Regions from separate parts of the Homo sapiens genome. Here region 2 is linked to region 1. A link is an interaction called in ENCODE POLR2A ChIA-PET data of the cell type or tissue named here. Cell type or tissue: OCI-LY7. All regions are shown on one strand. Each heading gives the region's core, and the rest is flanking DNA. Links, peaks and the distances in the headings are about the cores only.

Evidence for each region. Peaks named below come from ENCODE experiments on the same cell type or tissue, not always from the same donor. Only the 100,000 strongest peaks of a DNase experiment are listed, where the experiment ranks them.
Region 2: POLR2A ChIA-PET joins it to region 1 with 5 read pairs; 2 of 35 experiments call an interaction of 5 or more read pairs at or near these places.

The regions. Positions count from the first base shown.
Region 1 is chr15:42,081,115-42,087,782 of GRCh38, forward strand. PLA2G4D (phospholipase A2 group IVD) reads right to left here. Exons shown (of 20, transcript NM_178034.4): 2 at 6,514-6,586; 3 at 6,186-6,322; 4 at 5,099-5,230; 5 at 4,377-4,417; 6 at 3,982-4,024; 7 at 2,602-2,665; 8 at 2,084-2,220; 9 at 1,165-1,275; 10 at 683-720; 11 at 365-500; 12 at 1-19. Among named protein-coding and RNA genes, the nearest start is that of PLA2G4D, 10 kb to the right of the region's middle. RefSeq lists enhancers at 1-162, 163-710, 2,533-3,148, 3,093-4,292 and a silencer at 3,317-3,611. In OCI-LY7, for the core only: CTCF peaks have their summits at 3,469 (motif pointing left) and 3,672; a DNase peak (open chromatin) is centred at 3,457.
Region 2 is chr15:42,358,939-42,365,047 of GRCh38, forward strand. CAPN3 (calpain 3) reads left to right here and starts at 563. Exons shown (of 24, transcript NM_000070.3): 1 at 563-1,176. The coding sequence starts at 868. RefSeq lists enhancers at 971-1,471, 4,518-5,484. In OCI-LY7, for the core only: no CTCF peak of the experiment used is centred there; a DNase peak (open chromatin) is centred at 2,993.

The DNA.
Region 1 (6,668 bases), core at 906-5,905:
TGATGCCCACAACGGGTACCTGGACCACACACAGACAGGCTGGATTAACAAGGAAAGGGGCCAGCTGCCTCCTGTCTCACCCAGGGCCCTGCCCCGCTCCTTGTCTCCAGGGAAGGGACCGCATAGTTGGGTCCTGATAGAGTCAGGGTTAGAGCTGGGTCCAGCCCTCCTCTGGAAGCAATGGCTCTCAGCTCAGGATGGAGCTCCCAAGGGAGTTAGAACCACAAAGCCCACTCACGCTCCCATGTCTCCACACACATGCCCACTCTCCACTGACTGGAGTTTCTGGAGAGGCATAGGAATCAGGTACTCCCTTATGGCCCGTCCAGGATATCTGCACACACATCCCTCTGCACCCCCAGACCTCATCCTCCTGCAGGTCTCTGTCCAGCTGCAGGGCCTGCTTCAGGGCCTTGGCCACCACCTGCTTCCTCCTGCTCAGGAAGGCCTGCTCCTCTGCACAGAGATTGAAGCCCAGGTGCACGGCCAGCTCCTCAGGGCTGTGGCAATGGAGGATCCAGGGGTCAGGGGACACCTGCATAGCTCAGCCACTGGCTGGCCAAGCCCACAATGAGCTGCCAAAGAAGCCCTCTCCTCCAATCTCAAGGACCACCTTTGTCCATAGCCCTCCCCTCCTGCATGCCCGCCTCTCACTGTCCCCACAGATGTGAATGTCCCTTACCAGCCCTCTGCCTTGAGCTGCAGCCTCACTCCTGGGGCCTGAAATCAAAGCCAGAGACTCTGCTCAGACCCTCCTAGACCCTAAGCGGCACATGGGTATCCCTGGGGACTTGGTCCCCTTCATCTTCATTCTTTTTTTTTTTTTTTTTTTTTGAGACAGAGTTTCACTCTTGTTGCTCAGGCTGGAGTGCAATGGTGCGATCTTGGCTCAATGCAACCTCCGCCTCCTGGGTTCAGGTGATTCTCCTGCCTCAGCCTCCTGAGTAGCTGGGATTACAGGTGTGCGCCACCACACCCGGCTAATTTTTGCATTTTTAGTAGAGATGGGGTTTTGCCATGTTGGCCAGGCTGTTCTCAAACTCCTGACTTCAGGTGATCCGCCTGCCTTGGCCTCCCAAAGTGCTGGGATTACAGGCTTGAGCCACAGAGCCCAGCCTTATCTTCATTCTTACTGGCATTTCCCATCCAGTTGAGGCCACTTACATTTGGAGCAGGAACATCCATAGTCACCTCCTTCCCAATGGTCAAGGGCCTCAGGGGCACAGTGAGGTACCCAGCTGAGTTGTCCCCATTCCAGCCATTGCTTCTGGAGCTCTGAAGGGAAAGCATCATTCATTCATTCATTCATTCATTCAACAAATCCCTACTAAGTATCTAGACTACAATCCAGACAGACACATTCTCCCTGATAATACAGAATATTATAATATTGATAAGTATCATAATTATAATTATAAAATTATAAGAGCTAATATTTATGTAGTACGAAGGCATTGTTCTCACGGAATAGCATGTATAAATTTATAAAGACATGGGTAATGAACTGATGTTAGTAAGTGTTGTGAAGGAAATAAGTGGTGTGATATGACAGTTTCTAATGCAACCAAAGGTGGAGTGCGTGGGGTTTATTTGAGGTGGGGGTCAAGGAGGACCCTCTGAAGAGCCACCATTTGAGCTAAGATGTTGAGGAGGAGGAGGAGGAGGCAGCCTTGGAGGAAGCCAGCTGGGGACAGGAGAGCACTTGGCATATTGGAAATGAGAGAGGAGACAAGGATGGCTGAGGCATCGTGCATGGGGGGAGTGTGGAACAAAATGAGGCGGCAGAGGTGGACGGGTGCCAGGCTGTGCAGGGCCATGTGGGCACAGATGTCATGTCTTATTCTAAGGGTATCACTGGAGGGGCCGCTGGAGGATTCAGAGACTGATATGGTGCAGCAGCCCCATGCCCGCTCTGGCCACTGGTGGTCCTCTGTGTCTGCCAAGAGTGAGGTGCCTAACTAGGGGAGGCTGACAAGGCCACAGGGGCCTTGGCCCTGGTGGGCAGGGAAGGCAGGGAGGGGCCCGCTGCAGCTGGAGCTGCCCAAGCCTAGGATTGCAAACGAGGTCTAGAGCCAAGACCCACCCTCAGGCGCCCGCTCAGCTCTGTCTCTAGGGCTGCCATGTAGTGGAAGCGGAAGGCAGAGGCTGTGCCCAGGAAGGATGTCTGTGTGTCCTCATAGGACCCCTTCAGCACCAGCTCCAGCTCCAGCTTGTCCTGATCTAGGGAGAGAGTAGGCGGGTTAGCATGAGAACAAGAGCCCGGAACCCCAGCTCGGACCTGGGACAGCAGCACCACCACCTGGATTCAGAGGATGCCTGGGAGGCTGGGCCATCGTCAACAGCATTCTGAAAAGGGCCCTTCCCAGCCCAAGGGGCCCCACAACCCCCCATCCCGGACTCCTGCCTTCTGCAACATGCTCTCCCCCAGGTCAGGGGACCCTCCTGCCCAGCGGAGATGCGTGGCCCTCTGTGCCATGTGGGTGAGAAGAGAGAGGCAAGCTCTACCCTGCTGCTGGCCTCCTGCCCTGCGCAGGCTTCCCAGCAATCCTCCTCACCCCCACATCCAGGCAGAGTCCAGGCCTGGTTCTAAGCTGGTCTCACCTGCAACCACAGCGGTGCTCCCTGTGCTGTCCAGATGCACATCCAGGCATGACAGCTCTCGGGCCTGGGGAAGACCACATCATGGGCAGGGGCCTCTGCAGGGTAAGCTGAGGTCCCCTTAACCTCAACCCTCTGAGACCCACTGTCCCAAATCCACCACACACACAAGGAGTTGTGTGGGCTCAGGATGGGATTGGCTGCAGAGGCCCTTCATCCCATTGCCGATCCTCTGCCGCGGCTGAACCTGATATTCCGCAGCAGCCAGGAGGGCCCTGGCTCCACACCTCCCCTCCAGCTCCCCTGGCTTTGCCAAACTCCCGAAACCTCCTAGAGCGCCCAGCCCTCAGACACAGCTGTTTCTTCTCTTGTTTCCCTGTGGCTTGGAGCTGGAGGAGGTATTCTACCACAACTCCAAATAATCTAAGCAAGCCGCCCATCCATAGGAGGGTAGACGGGGCGTCGGACAAACCCTCAGAACGTCTCCTGGCTGTCCTCTGTGGCCTAACTGGGGGACAATGACAAGGCCAGGCCCCCGTGGCCTTGCCAAGGGAGCCTCTGCATGCTGTCTGTGAAGCATACCAGCAGATGCCCGCCACCCACGCTCCACACAATCACTGAATTTGCCCACCTGCTGTGTGTCTCCATCACCTCCTAAGAGGCAGTGCCATCGGCTTGACTTTATTTTCATGTGTATTTTTAAAAGTAATACCCGTCCATCAAACAGCCCCTAGGAGCTTAAATGCTGGGCTCTAGGTGCCTTCGCCCGTGACCCTGGACCCGCCTGCTCCCAGGTCTGTGCTGCTGGTCTGGGTCACTGTGATAATCGAGCGCGTCGCCCGCTCGCCACCTTGCGGCCATTTCTGTCCACTGCAGCTTCGTGAGCCCGTGGTCAGGAGCGCTGACCAGGACTCTCCCCAGTCCCAAGGAGGAGCTAGCTGCCTGAGCCTCTGATCCTCCTAGGTTGGCAGTACACCGCCCTGGGAACTCCCTCTGAGCCTCGGTGACCTCAACGTGAACAACCGGAAGGTGGGCCTGGCCTACCTGATTTCTTCACCGCTTCCCAGGGAAGCACTCAGTCAATCCCTAGAACTATGAGTTCACCGCAGGTGACTAAACACCTTCCGGAAGCACCCCGAACAGCCGTGGGCCAGAACCTCCTCTCAGCAGAGCCCTGCCTCCCCTCTCTCTATGCGCCCCTTAGCTCCAGGCCCCTCCAAGACCCACAGCCACAGGTGACCACCTGGCTGGAAGGCTAGGGGTGGTTTTACCACGAAGCCCTGCCCCTTCCTTGTCCCTGCTGGTCCACACCCCAGGCAGCTGCCCTCCCTCCCCAAGCGTCTGCTCTGGGGCCCCTCCCCTAAGCCTGGGGAAGGTGCTTACCACAATGACTTTGTTGGTGATGAGGTTTTCTGGGCGATCTGACCTGGAAAAATCAAACCATGCAAAGGCAAACGCTTCCTGCATTGACCTCCCGCTCCCGCCCATGTGGGGTCTCCCTGGGTGATGCTGAGGGCTCTGTAAGTCCTGGATTCGGTTCAGGGACAAGGGGAGATGCTTTGCAGGAGGAGAGGGGAGGGGAGAGAGCAGAGAGAGAAAACATCGGCCTTCCTCTCTGTGTTTCCCTAAGAGAAGCCCCGCCCCACTCCCGACCTCTCTGGCAGGGGTAGGAGATGAGGGACAGTCAGGCTGGACTGACCACAGGGAGATCTGGGTCAGGGCCATTTCCTCAGAGCCTGAGTCCTGAGACACTCCCTGGGCTGTGTGACATTACTCACGTTTCTTCCATCAGGAACTCCACATCCAGCTCCTCCTCTCCCTGAAATCAGAGAGCATGAGCAAGTCATCAGCACATACCTGTGTCTTCAGAGTTGACACAGTTCTTTTACAGGTGTCATCTCATCCTCTCAAGCGGTCTCCAAGGGAGGCACGTTAGTACAATTATTTCCAATTTATGGATGAGGAAACTGAGGTATGGGGCCAGATGGGCTACCTGCCCACATTGCCCACAGCTAGTAAGTCTGCAGAGAACAGGTCTCCCTCCCTTGGAGGTCCCACAACTCTGGGCAAGACTGAAGGGGAAGACAAGGAGCACAGCCAAAGGAGGCATGATGTGCAGGACCCATATCTTTTTCTTGAGGAGGGCCCAGACCCCCGAACTCTGCCGTCCCCACCCCCAGGCTGCAGCAGGAAGGGACGTGAGGCCTTCACAAAGCAGGCCTTGGCACCACCAGCAGGAGTGATGGATGCTGAGCTGTGTTTTGAGGGGTGGCCTTCCTGCCACAGGTGGCTAAAATTCCTCCACTGGGTGATTCAGCCTGTAACTGTAAAGTGAAGCCTTTTCCTTGCTTATTAAAATGCAAATCTAAAAAGGGGTTTAGATTTTTCTGTGAATGAGTTCACCCCAGCAGCCTCCCAACAGGTGGGAGAAATAGCTACTTCCTCAGCTTGGAGTTGGAAGAAGTGGGGCCCACGGGGACTTCCCCACCCACCCACCCACCTGGGGACTCTGGGAGAAGGTTTTCCGGAGCAGCTTGCCAGGGAGGACTTCTGAGATGTCATAGAGAACCTTGAAGCAGATGTCATCCTCCGTGACTGAGTCCTCATCATAGATGCTAAGCTCCAGAACATTCTAGGAACCAGGAACAGCGACTTAGCATTTTACCTGCTCATAGTGAGAGTAGCTCACCTCTGTTGAGCCCTTACTTGATGTCTAGAGTCAGAGAAGATCATTATGCCACCACACGTCTGCGCTTCAAAATAAAAAAAAAAACTGTAAAACTTAAATATAAGGAAATCTTATTAAATTTCAAATTTCCTCCTTCTAATTTTTGTTTTTATCAAACATAAAATTCTGAGCTGGGCATGGTGGCTCATGCCTGTTATCCAGCACTTTGGGAGGCTGAGGTGGGTGGGTCACCTGATGTCGAGAGTTCGAGACCAGCCTGGCCAACATGGTGAAACCCCATCTCTACTAAAAATACAACAAATTATCTGGACATGGTGGTGGGTGCCTGTAATCCCAGCTACTCGGGAGGCTGAGGCAGGCGAATCGCTTGAACCTGGGAGGCGGAGGTTGCAGTGAGCCCAGTTCGCGCCATTCAACTCCAACCTGGGCAATAAGAGCAAGACTCTGTCTCAAAAACAAAACAAAACACATAAAAGTCTGTCAAATAATTCCCTCTTCCTCTCTCCCTGTCTGTGTGTCTCTCTCTCCCTGGCTTTTCTGGCTCCCTGAGGTGCACCCTAAGGTATGTGCTGGTGATCTTTCACGGTCTTCCACGCATTATCTCATCTCACCCCACAGTGACCTGATCAGGAGGGGGCTCTTACTGTCTCTGTTTCATAGCTGGGCTTCGAGAGGAACCCAGCTTGTGGGAGTCAGTCCCACAGCCAGTTGGTGAAAGGACCATGTTCATTCTTTCATACATTCCCTTGCACACAGCACAGACAGGCCAGGGCACAGAGACCCCCTACTGCTGAGAGTTTCTCTGACAGCCCCAGAGGAAGCATGCTCTACCCCAGGAACCCTTGCATGGGGGTCCAGCCCGTTCACAAGGGAGTGGCCAGGAGTCCCGGGCCTTCACCTTGACCTGACTTTGGATAAGGAAACGGAAGGCCTCATTCCACACAGGATGACTGGTGTCGGTGAGCGTCTTGGTCTTAAACTTCATTCCAGGTGCGGTCGACAGCTGTAGGATCACGTAAGGGTCGGCCTCACTCACTGCCAAGGTTAAGGAAGTCTTCGTGAGGGAGTACTCCCCACACCCCTCTCCATGAGCCATGCCAGTTTCCTACCAAGACCCTGGCGGTCACCGCAGGTGACCCAGCCCAGCCCCAGGGCACTCGTCTTGGCCCTTCCTATGGGATCTGGTCCTCCCTGCTCCCGACAGAGCGCACAGGGCGGTTACTCACACAGGTCAGCCCAGCGCAGGTTCCGCGCCTCCAGGACCCTCACTGTGAGCTGCCAGCAGGTAGAGGCCTCCCCCTGAAGAGAAAATCAAACTCCAGAGTCCTTCCTGCATTCCCTCCCTTATGCCTGGAGCTGCAGCCCGGGCTGCCGACACCCC
Region 2 (6,109 bases), core at 159-5,158, 280 kb after region 1:
GTTCATTTTGTGGATGGGGAGAGACAAGAGGTGGCAAGGTCAAGTGTGCAGGTAGAGACAGGGATTTTCTCAAATGAGGACTCTGCTGAGTAGCATTTTCCATGCAGACATTTCCAATGAGCGCTGACCCAAGAACATTCTAAAAAAGATACCAAATCTAACATTGAATAATGTTCTGATATCCTAAAATTTTAGGACTAAAAATCATGTTCTCTAAAATTCACAGAATATTTTTGTAGAATTCAGTACCTCCCGTTCACCCTAACTAGCTTTTTTGCAATATTGTTTTCCATTCATTTGATGGCCAGTAGTTGGGTGGTCTGTATAACTGCCTACTCAATAACATGTCAGCAGTTCTCAGCTTCTTTCCAGTGTTCACCTTACTCAGATACTCCCTTTTCATTTTCTGGCAACACCAGCACTTCATGGCAACAGAAATGTCCCTAGCCAGGTTCTCTCTCTACCATGCAGTCTCTCTTGCTCTCATACTCACAGTGTTTCTTCACATCTATTTTTAGTTTTCCTGGCTCAAGCATCTTCAGGCCACTGAAACACAACCCTCACTCTCTTTCTCTCTCCCTCTGGCATGCATGCTGCTGGTAGGAGACCCCCAAGTCAACATTGCTTCAGAAATCCTTTAGCACTCATTTCTCAGGAGAACTTATGGCTTCAGAATCACAGCTCGGTTTTTAAGATGGACATAACCTGTACGACCTTCTGATGGGCTTTCAACTTTGAACTGGATGTGGACACTTTTCTCTCAGATGACAGAATTACTCCAACTTCCCCTTTGCAGTTGCTTCCTTTCCTTGAAGGTAGCTGTATCTTATTTTCTTTAAAAAGCTTTTTCTTCCAAAGCCACTTGCCATGCCGACCGTCATTAGCGCATCTGTGGCTCCAAGGACAGCGGCTGAGCCCCGGTCCCCAGGGCCAGTTCCTCACCCGGCCCAGAGCAAGGCCACTGAGGCTGGGGGTGGAAACCCAAGTGGCATCTATTCAGCCATCATCAGCCGCAATTTTCCTATTATCGGAGTGAAAGAGAAGACATTCGAGCAACTTCACAAGAAATGTCTAGAAAAGAAAGTTCTTTATGTGGACCCTGAGTTCCCACCGGATGAGACCTCTCTCTTTTATAGCCAGAAGTTCCCCATCCAGTTCGTCTGGAAGAGACCTCCGGTGAGTAGCTTCCTGCTTGCTGGCTGGGTTTTCCCCCCACGGAGGAGTCCTCTCACTCAGCACCTCCGGCAGCTCAGCTGTGCACATGGGCACTGGGGGAAGGATCCTGGCAGCAGCTCTGCTGGGCTCTGTCTTTAAGTGTGAAGCAGGGAGGAGAGGAACAGGTCTCAGATATTTCACCAAATCTCAGCAAAATCCAGAGGGAGAGCGCAGGAGGTGGGGCTGATTCTTATGCTCTGGCTCTTTCTCTCTGAAAAAAAAAAAAAAATCTTGCTTTTTATAAAAGTGGGTGGAACTCAGTTTAATTCATCCTGTAAAAATAAATATTCCTTTCTCAGAACAAATTCCAGACAGCCCAGATGTACCTGTTCGTTTTAAATATTATTCATCTTTGTAAGATTATTTCAGTTTCTCTGGCTAAAATCATGATGTTATTCTTCTTTAATTTACCAATGGCCATATCTTTCTGAAACACAGAAACCCTAGAAAGAGAAGAGTCATAGGCAAGGAATATTTTTTCATGCATAAAATGTTGGGGTTAAAGAGAGAGAGACCTAGCAATCGCTTTTGTCCACCTACCTCACCTCATAAGTGAGGAGTCAAGGCACACTAGAGTGAAATATATCTAGTGGGCACATGACAGAGCCCGGATTAAAACTTTCTGTTTTAGGAAACTCTCCCAGCCTCTGGGTTTCATTTACAGTGATCGCCAGGAGGGAAATCACATTCCCCTGGCTCACCTCTCTGATCATCCCTCCAGTGTGACTCTTGTTCTTAATTCGAGAAATATTTATTGAGCATCTACTAGTGCCAGCACTGGGCAAGCAACTGGGGGGACAGCAGTGAGTAAGAAAGACCAAAATTCCAGCTGTCTTGGAACCTAGGGTCCTGAAGGGAAGATGGGCATTGAACAAGAGTGACATTGTCAGGAGACGATGTTCTGGGTGCCACAGGATCATGTGGCAAGGAGAGCTAACCTGGTCCAGGGAGACAAACCCTCTCTGAGGAAATGATGACAAGCTGAGACCCAATACTATTGATTAGCCATGGTTTTCTTTAACCTAAGGTGGGCCAGGCATGGTGGCTCATGCCTATAAACCCAGCATTTTGGAAGGCCCAGGCTGGAGGATTGCTTGAGCCCAAGAGTTAGAGACCAGCCTGGGCAACAGGGTGAAAACCTATCTCTTTTGTACTAAAAATTCAAAAAATTATCCAGGCATGGTGGCACATGCCTGTGGTCCTAGCTACTCAGAGGCTGAGGTGGGAAGATCACTTGAACTCGGGGAGTTGAGGCAGCAGTGAGCCGAGATCATGCCACTGCACTCCAGGCTGGGTGACAGGAGTGAGACCCAGTCTCAAACAACAACAATAACAACAACAAACCTGAGGTGGAGTACTAGACAACCCTGTATATTCCATAGGGGCTCTTCTTGGTTCTATGGTAAGGCCCATAACTGTCCTGAAGGCCTTCAGTTTAGAAGATAACACTACTCTGCTATCAGAGTAGTTGGACATGTCACAACCCCCTGCTGAAATATCTTCAGTGACATCCCTCTCTCGGCCCCCACTGCCTTCAGGACAAGTCCAAACTCCTTAGCCAAGCCATAGGCCCTTCTCAGCTGGTCCCTGCCTACCTGTCCAGGCCCATGTCCATCCTCTTTCCCCAGATCCTGACACACCAGCAGTGCTTGGACATTTAGCTGCTCTGTAGTTCCAAGTCTTCTCACACCGGAGGCCTTTGCTCATGCTGTCTGTCTGCCTGACATGCCTTTTTTGTTCCTATCTGAACCTCTGCTCAGGTGTCACTTCCTTCAATCTTTCTCATGACTGATTTCCTCTCACTGAGAGCAGAAATCCTTCCTGTTCATCTTTGAGGCCCCCTCACCAAGCTCAGGCCAGTCCCATAGTGGGTACTCAGCTGATGCTGGTGAGTGAAAACCCACGCCCAAGGGCCTTGACCAGTGAGACAGGATAGGCCTGCGTTCCCAGGCAGGGAGTTCCTAAAAGCCCTTTCTTGGGCCAGACATGGAGGCTCATGCCTGTAATCCTAGCACTTTGGGAGGCAGAGGTGGGAGCATCAATTGAGCTCAGGAGTTGGAGACCAGCCTGGGCAACATAGTGAGACCCTATCTCTATAAAAAAAGTTTAAAAAAATAAAAGCTCTTTCTCAGAATGGGGAAAATTAAAACCTACAAATACTGTTTTCAGTGAAATCATTGGTGGACTTGAGTCTTCAAGCGAGACTTACAAATTAATAAAAATTCTTTAAGGGCCTGTTATGCTCTAGGTACTAGATTGGGCAGTGTCCATGTTTGAAATGAGGGGTGCAGAAGACTTGTCTGTTCTAAATTGTGCCCCCACCACCACCATCACCAACAACAAAGATCCTGGATTTTCCACTGTTTGAGTCACTAAAGGACCAGATAACAAAGGCCACTCTTGGATAAAATGCCCACATGTTCCCCTGGGGTTAAGATCACAGGAACACTGCCCATTGGGTTCACTAGCATAAATGAGAAATATAAAATTAGAGATGGTCAGAGTTGGAATGATTCTTGGAGAGGTGCTCCAGTGTCCTTGCTTTATAGGTGATTAAGGCCCAGAAAGGGCAAATGACTTATCTACAGCCACACAAGTTGACTTGGAACTGAAAAACTGAAATGACTCCAGAACTTTCTGACTGTAAAGCACTTCTTGGAGACATCAGTTCTCCATAAACTTCTTCAGATGTAGTGACCTTTGCCAGCCCTATGCAGTCTGAAAAGACTGTGTCCTATCAGGAGAAGCACCACACAGGTGAGTAAAGGCCTTCCTGCTTTTACTGTCTAAGGCACAGAACCTTTGGAAACCAATCTGAATTTTTTTTCGACCATCAAGTATTATTTATTATAATTACAGTGATAATGATAATAATGATAAAGGGAGAATTATTCCTGGCCAACTATAATTCTAGTTAAAATAGCATGCTGCACTTTCAGCCTTTCCCTCTTAAAAGAAAACAGGCTCTGGCCGACTGTTCCCAGCTCACCTGTAATCTCTTCTCTTACTCACCAGTGCTACCTCACAGACTTTCTTCCTCTACTCGGGAACATCATGCATTGAGTTTCCAGGGCAAACAATCTGGTTCCTCTAGACTTTCCTTATATGATCTATTTCTAGGATCAGAAAGCAAACAAATTATTCAACACTTCTCAACTGTTAAGGCAAGTTTTCTTGATGACAGATCCCAGGGCAGAATAGAATGGGTTCTAGAACAGGGCTTCTGGGATGCTGGTGCCCAATATACTAGGGATAGGTTGGGGATGGGAGGGCAGGTCGTGTTTCATTCCATGGGGTGGAAGGTTCAATTGCACCACACTCCTGGCCTGTCTCCTTCCCATGGTGGGTTTGTAAAGAGAACTTGACCTGTAAAGCCCAGTTCTTGGCTTCTGTCTTTCTCTGGGAAGCAAGCTGCCTGCAAGAAGCATGGCTTCTGCTCTCTGCCCTCCTTGCAGTAAGTTTTCTGGAGGCAAGTCCCCATGGGGAGTCATGCAGGAGTCCCTGGGCCACCTGGTAATGTGTGGTTAACAGTAAAGATAATCGCTAATCTTGAGTGAGAACTCACCACATGCCAGTAACTAAATGCTTTCCATATGTTAATTCATTTAATCTTCACAACAATCCTGTGAGGAAGTACCATTATTGTCCCACTTTACAAAGGAGGGAACTGAGTCTCAGAGGGATTAAATAACTCGCGCCAGATCTCCCAGTTAGTGAGGGTTGGAGCTGGGATTTAAACCCACACAATCTGGCTCTAGAGCCCCAAATCTATCTAATTCTGAGATTTAGATGTCAATATCCATTTTTATTAAACAATAAATGTGGGATTTTGGACTCCCACCTGCCCTGCACTTTTGTAGTATTCCTTTATTGGCTCAAAACTCATGCATGGAAGTAAGGTGTCATTTATTGGGCCTCCTCAAGACACAACAGGCATTGAGTGACACCCCAGGGGTTGCCCCTGAAAGCATCAGCCTCTATAAGTTGGAGATGGAATGGCACAGTGGCTAAGAGCCCAGGCTCTGAGGTCAGATAACCTAAGTTCAAGTCTGGGCCTGCTACCTAACACTTAGGTAATCTTGGTCACATACTTACCCTCATTTTGCCACAGGTTCTCCATGTGAAAAATGGAGAAAAACCATAATTGAAGAACCCATCTCTTAATTAATTGAGGATTAAATGAGTTAATGCAGGCTAAAGGCTTAAGACCAGCACATGGTTGAGTGCTCAGTAAACATAGACTACTCTTATTACTGCCTACAAGCAGCTATGCAGTCTCTTAAAAGTGGCAACATCATAAACATTTTTCCAGCTTAATTTGTGCCTATGACCAGTCAAGATATTAGCTACAGCAATGTGTTTGAGTACTTCATGCCTGGTCTAAATGCATCCATCCATCTCAGCATGAGGATGTGTGTGTGAATGCTCCCCTCATGGGCAGGGGACTGCTTGTCCTTTAGGGCAATTCTAGTTATCTACATCAAATATAAAATGTACATTTGGTTGTGAAAATCTGAGTGTATCATAGAGCCAGGAAGGAGACTACAAAAGAGGGATCACACTTGGCTGGGAAACTTGGCACCTTGCCCAGTGATTGGCTTTAAAGGCTCACTGAGACCAACTTGCTGAGCAAGGGCTTCGTTTTTCCCATCTGCATGTGCCTCAGTCATGCCAGGTGGAGAGTTCTTAAGCTTCTTCTCTCTCATCTCCTGCAATTCCCAAAGCAGGGGCAACCTAGATCCCTGCTTCTTTTGGAGGGATGAGAAGTGAAGGGCCAGTTGCAGGACCTTGTGATGAAAAGGTATCTGGTCCTCTCCTCACCCTTGGTAACATGGGATCCCAGAATTGCTCCACAGGGCCCTGCCCTGCACCATCAGCTCAGCTGGCCAGGGCT